Linked DNA regions of Mus musculus: region 2 is linked to region 1. The links are chromatin contacts, found by Hi-C in ENCODE. All regions are on one chromosome and are shown on one strand. Each heading gives the region's core, a stretch centred on a gene start or an enhancer-like site at or near the end of the contact. The rest is flanking DNA. Distances are from core to core; before and after follow the strand shown.

Region 1 (2,700 bases), core at 129-2,628:
CTTTACCCACTACAAAGTAATGCTTACGTAAGTAACATCTGCATGGTGTTTCCATGAAGCTTTAATGTGGTAACTGCAGTGCAGGCAATGCAGACTGCTGTCAAGTGCGCACTAAGCAGCACAGCGCAGGGTAGCACAGAGTGAGCCACCAGTCAGCACTTCCTTGTGTTCATGGTTCCTTACAAACCTAACTAGGAAGGCTGGCAAGAATCCTGCTTACTTAAATGTGTAGAAATGATAAAATTTATTCCTTAATGAAATATTTCCCACATACTTATTAAGTGTCCAATTCTTTTTACTTTACTAGTATAGTGCTCTCAAACTGGTGCCCAAGTTTGCTGATGATACAAATACATTTTTCATTATGGGAACAGCCACATGAAGAGTTTTTATTAAAGTCTAGTGGCAAACAGTGTAATCAGCACGACCCACCACAGTCTAGTTAACCCACCCTGTAGCTGCACACCCCACTAGGGGGATGACCCATCACAGTCTAGTTAACCCACCCTGTAGCTGCACACCCGACTAGGGGGATGACCCACCACAGTCTAGTTAACCCACCCTGTAGCTGCACACCCCACTAGGGGGATGACCCACCACAGTCTAGTTAACCCACCCTGTAGCTGCACACCCCACTAGGGGGATGACCCACCACAGTCTAGTTAACCCACCCTGTAGCTGCACACCCGACAAGGGGGATGACCCACCACAGTCTAGTTAACCCACCCTGTAGCTGCACACCCGACTAGGTGGATGACCCACCACAGTCTAGTTAACCCACCCTGTAGCTGCACACCCGACTAGGGGGATGACCCACCACAGTCTAGTTAACCCACCCTGTAGCTGCACACCCGACTAGGTGGATGACCTATGTGGAGCCTCCTAAGCTTCCCAGAGCTTTCTGAAAACGCAGTAAAGTCACAACACGTCCAGTAACTGAATGCTAAGTATATTTTATCATATTTTTATGTATGCAAAGTTTTCTTTTTATAGACACTGAGATATATCTTTTAAAATAGCAATGGAGAAAAACTCACATAGCAGCCTCATGCAGCTTTTTTAAATGGTGTTTCACTGATGATGTTAATGTCTCTAAGCAACTAAAGCTGCAAGCCAAAAAAAAAAAAAGAAAAGAAAAAAGAAAAAAAAATACTGCAAAGTCAGAGAAATGCATGAGTTCTGGTAAATGTGTAAGTCCTTTCCTTTTTGTACCCTTATTCCAAAATTCAGGACCTATGCTGGGTTTTCTTTTCCCTATTTGAAAAATTAATACAGATTTATAGGCAATCCCTCGGAATAAATAAATTATTCCTAAAACTGCATACTCAATTCAAAATCAGAAGTTACAGAAGAACACAGGCCTTGTTCTTTCAACACAGAAAGAATCTTTGTGGACATCTAAATTTAGCAGCACTATCTGCTGTGACTGGGTTAAAAAGTCTGTTAGCTACTGCATGGTGTGGTCTCTATCTTACAAGCAGTACTCTACATAAAATACATATGACAATTAGCCTAACCTGAGAAAACAGGAGATAAACCAGTGATCTCTTAATAGGAGAAGCCAAAATTACAGTTCAAATCATTTATACTGCAAAAAAGCAATGAACTTGCCTCCAGTGGGAAAGTTCCTGTAAGTAATTTAGGCAAAAGATAAGCAAAAATGCATACTATACCTCATTTCAGTACACATAGTGAATTATTAGTTGCTTTCAACACAAGGAAGGCTAATTTATTTTCCTTAAAGTTCTTTAAATATCTCTGAAGAAAATGTGACGCCAATCTAATGATAGCTCGTTCAGATTGATTTTTAGGTTTATTTTATCCTCTGTGTGTAGGTGTTTTGCCTGATTGTATGTATATGCACCACATGCATGCCCCGTGCCTGAAGATGTCAGAAGACAGCCCGAGCTCCCCTGAGACTGGAGTTAAAGATGGTTGTGAACCACCATGTGGGTACCGGACACCAAACCTGGGTCCTCTGTGAGAGCAGCCGTGCTCTTACCTACTTAGCTACCTCTCTATCCTAATTATAGTACGTGTCCAAATGATGGTCAGCAGCTGACTCTGCACACGACACTCCTCTCAGTTGGCTTTGGACTTAGAGTGGCAATCTCCAACTTTCATCATACCTGGTACAAACAATGGCAGACACTTCGAAGCTGTGAGGGGAATTCTGAGGAAGAGCTGATGATGGCATGGAAGAACTTCTCTGTCATCTGAAGGAGGTTCCTCTGGTTCTCCTCAAGGCTCTCAGAGGGTTCTAACCTGTAACAAAGGAAAGGGAAAACCAAACATACATGACTATTGAAACAAAAATCACCCCTCACAAGACCTGATCCTCACTGAAATAAACAACAAATTTGCTACAAAAAAGAAAAGAAAAGAAAAGAAAAGAAAAGGAGCAGTTATAACAGCAAGTGCATGGCTCCCACTAATCTCAATATTCATAAGGAGACAGTGACAGCCATAAGTTTGAGGCCAGCCTCAACTATACAGTAATGGCCAAGTCTCTAGAACAAACTAACAAACCCAAAATTGAAATTCCAAAACTCAGAAGGTGCCCACAGGAGGACTAAAAGAATGACCTTGAGGTCATTCTTAGTTTGGTAGCAAGTTTGAGGCCAGCATGGAGTACAGGACCCATTCAAAACTACAAAAATACAACAGCAACCATGACAAAAACAATCTGGAGGAAACCAG
Region 2 (2,700 bases), core at 86-2,585, 44 kb before region 1:
TTCTCCATGTAGCCCTGGCTGTCTTGGACTCGCTGTAGACCAGGCTGGCCTCGGATGTGTAGAGATTTCCCTGCTTCTGTCACCTGAGTGCTGGGACTAAAGCTGAGCACCGCCATGGCCAGCATTTTATTTTATATTTTCAGACAGGGTCTCATCTATTCTAGGCTGGCCTTGAGCTTGCTGTGTAGTCAAAGCTGGGCTTCAATTCCTGGCCTTCTTACTTCCACCTGCTGAATGCTAGGATTAAAGGTGTGTGTTGCCACTCCAGCTTTGATACTGCTATTCATAAAAATAAAATTATCTTTTGTTCAGACCCAACAATACCTCTGGAGAAAGCAATACTCTATCCATACCATCCAAAACAAGTTTCATGGAAGAAAAAAAATAGCAAAATCAAAACCAAACAACTCCATCTAACTCAAATACATAAAATGTAAACAATTATTTTACCATTTGACTGGTAATTAAAAGTAGAACATTAAAATAGAAGAAACAAAACAAAATATCTAGTATCTACTGGTTATGGTAGTGCACATCTTTAATTCTAGCAGTGAGAAACAGAAGTAGGAAGATCTCTGTGAGTTCCAGGCCAGCCAGGAAGACACAGTGAAACGTATTTTAGGCTGGTGTTGTTTTATAGTCCAGCATCCTTATTTTACATGTGGCTTGTTCTTATTTGATCACTGTCACTAAGGCAGGACTGTGTGCATGTGCTGGGGAAGGAGACTGTGACGACAACGCAGCTGGCCTGTGTGCAGCATTAGTCAAACGATCTTTTGTATCAGGAAGGCAAAAACAAAGTAATCATATTGAGTATTCCTGTGCTTCCTAAAAGGTAAGATGAAACACGTAATTGACTGATAAATTCGAAAAGCTAATTAAATATAATAATAGTAGCCACGATGGAGGAAGACATAAAAATCAAGATTTCTATCATGACATACATATGAAAAGGTTACGAGACAATTTAACTGTTTTTGAAAAGAACATAAAAATGCGGAGATTAAAAATAGTTCAATGAATATCCTGGAAATCAATTCACAAAGAACATTTTTCAACACATAGAAAGAATGTAGAGGCTTTAAGAAAAATTACAGCAAGCAAATGTTAAATGTGCAACCTAAACTCAGAGAAATACACAGAAGTAAAGCCCAGCCCTAATTTGCATGAAGTATTCTACCCGACAGAGAACTGAAGCTATGTAAGGCACTCTCTGGGCTGTAAATTAAAAAAAAAAAAAAAAAAAAAGAAAAAGAAAAAGAAAAAAAAAAGTCCATTTTGTTGCGTATGCACCTCTTGCAATAAATTTGAGTCAGCACCAATGACAGCTCTGCAGTCCTCCTATGTGGTGCTGATCAGGTGGTTGCAGAGCTTCGGCTCACAGCAACACAATGCAGCTGAGCTGGCAAGCAGAGCCCACAGCCAGAAACCCTTCCGACTCCCACAACAAGACGACCTTTAAGCTGCAAGTTTCCCGGAGAAAATGAGATACTGATAGTGAAGACGACATTATGGTAAGCAGTTGTTTAAATTGGTAAAAGACGGATTTTGAATTTTTTCCTTTTCTTTAGCTTTTTTTTTTTTTAAAGCTAATGTTAGGATTGAATATATTCAATAACAAGTGCATGCACCAAAATCTGCTGCAGTAATAGCCGAGGTTTTCATTTTAATGTCCACTCACTTTGTAAATACATATATTGTTTTTCCTTTAAAATTGGTACTGAAATATAAGGGAAAAAATCATTTTACAAATGTACGCTATCGGGCTTGATTTTTCCAAGTTCATTAAAACGTTTTTTACCAGGATATAGTTATCCATGAGAAGATGAAATTTCAAAAACTGTTTTAATCTGTTTTAACATCTCAAACTACAAACATATTGTGTCTTATAATACTGCAGAGATTTAAGAAAAACAGACATGACAGCCATTTTTTTTCTGAATCAAAAACATTATCAAAAATAGTAACAGCCTAAGTAAGCCTATAAAACTCCTCATTTGCAGACAGTGCCATTCTATCATATAAAGGCTCCGAGAAGATAAATAAGATGAATATACTAAAGGATAAAAATAAAGAGAAAATGTAGGAGAGTCTCTCTCTCTCTCTCTCTCTCTCTCTCTCTCTCTCTCTCTCTCTCTCTGCCTTTCTGTCTGTCTGTCTCTCTCCCCCCCAGTTCCCCCACCCCCACCCACCACATAGCCCCAATTGAAGGATTAGGCATTTGGACTATAAATGAAGGGCAGCTTTGTTAGTTTAATCACTGGAACAATTATAAAAGGACTCAACAACAAGGAGGTTTATTGAAAATTTTGCCGAATGCTAACTGACCCATGCAGATGCTGAGAGTGAATTTGCATATTAAAAGAAGGATGTATCTGTTTGTTTTCAGGCTTTGATGGAATATCAGATACTGAAAATGTCTTCCTGCCTGTTCATCCTTCTGTTTCTCACGCCTGGCATCTTATGCATTTGTCCTCTCCAGTGTACATGCACAGAGAGGCACAGGCATGTGGACTGTTCAGGCAGAAACTTGACTACATTACCACCTGGACTGCAGGAGAACATTATACATTTAAACCTGTCTTATAACCACTTTACTGATCTGCATAACCAGTTAACCCCATATACCAATCTGAGAACCCTGGATATTTCAAACAACAGGCTTGAAAGTCTGCCTGCTCAGTTACCTCGGTCTCTCTG

The links. A loop is a pair of places that touch in the nucleus more often than their neighbours do.
Region 2: a map of left cerebral cortex shows a loop between it and region 1 (2.3-fold over the local background). The contact joins the promoter of Omg here to the enhancer-like site in region 1. A Hi-C loop is called at or near these places in 3 of 37 maps with a recorded cell type or tissue (all left cerebral cortex).

Annotation. Positions count from the first base shown.
Region 1 is chr11:79,458,336-79,461,035 of GRCm38, reverse strand. Nf1 (neurofibromin 1) reads right to left here. Exons shown (of 58, transcript NM_010897.2): 30 at 2,130-2,265. Among named protein-coding and RNA genes, the nearest start is that of AU040972, 24 kb to the left of the region's middle. Within about 2 kb of position 1,378, at least 1 of the 3 ENCODE cell types and tissues checked has a DNase peak (open chromatin) inside an H3K27ac peak, as active enhancers do; it is left cerebral cortex, where a contact is called at or near this core.
Region 2 is chr11:79,502,717-79,505,416 of GRCm38, reverse strand. It overlaps Omg (oligodendrocyte myelin glycoprotein), which reads left to right and starts at 1,335. Exons shown (of 2, transcript NM_019409.2): 1 at 1,335-1,514; 2 at 2,390-2,700. The coding sequence starts at 1,512. All of the region lies in intron 36 of Nf1 (neurofibromin 1), which reads right to left.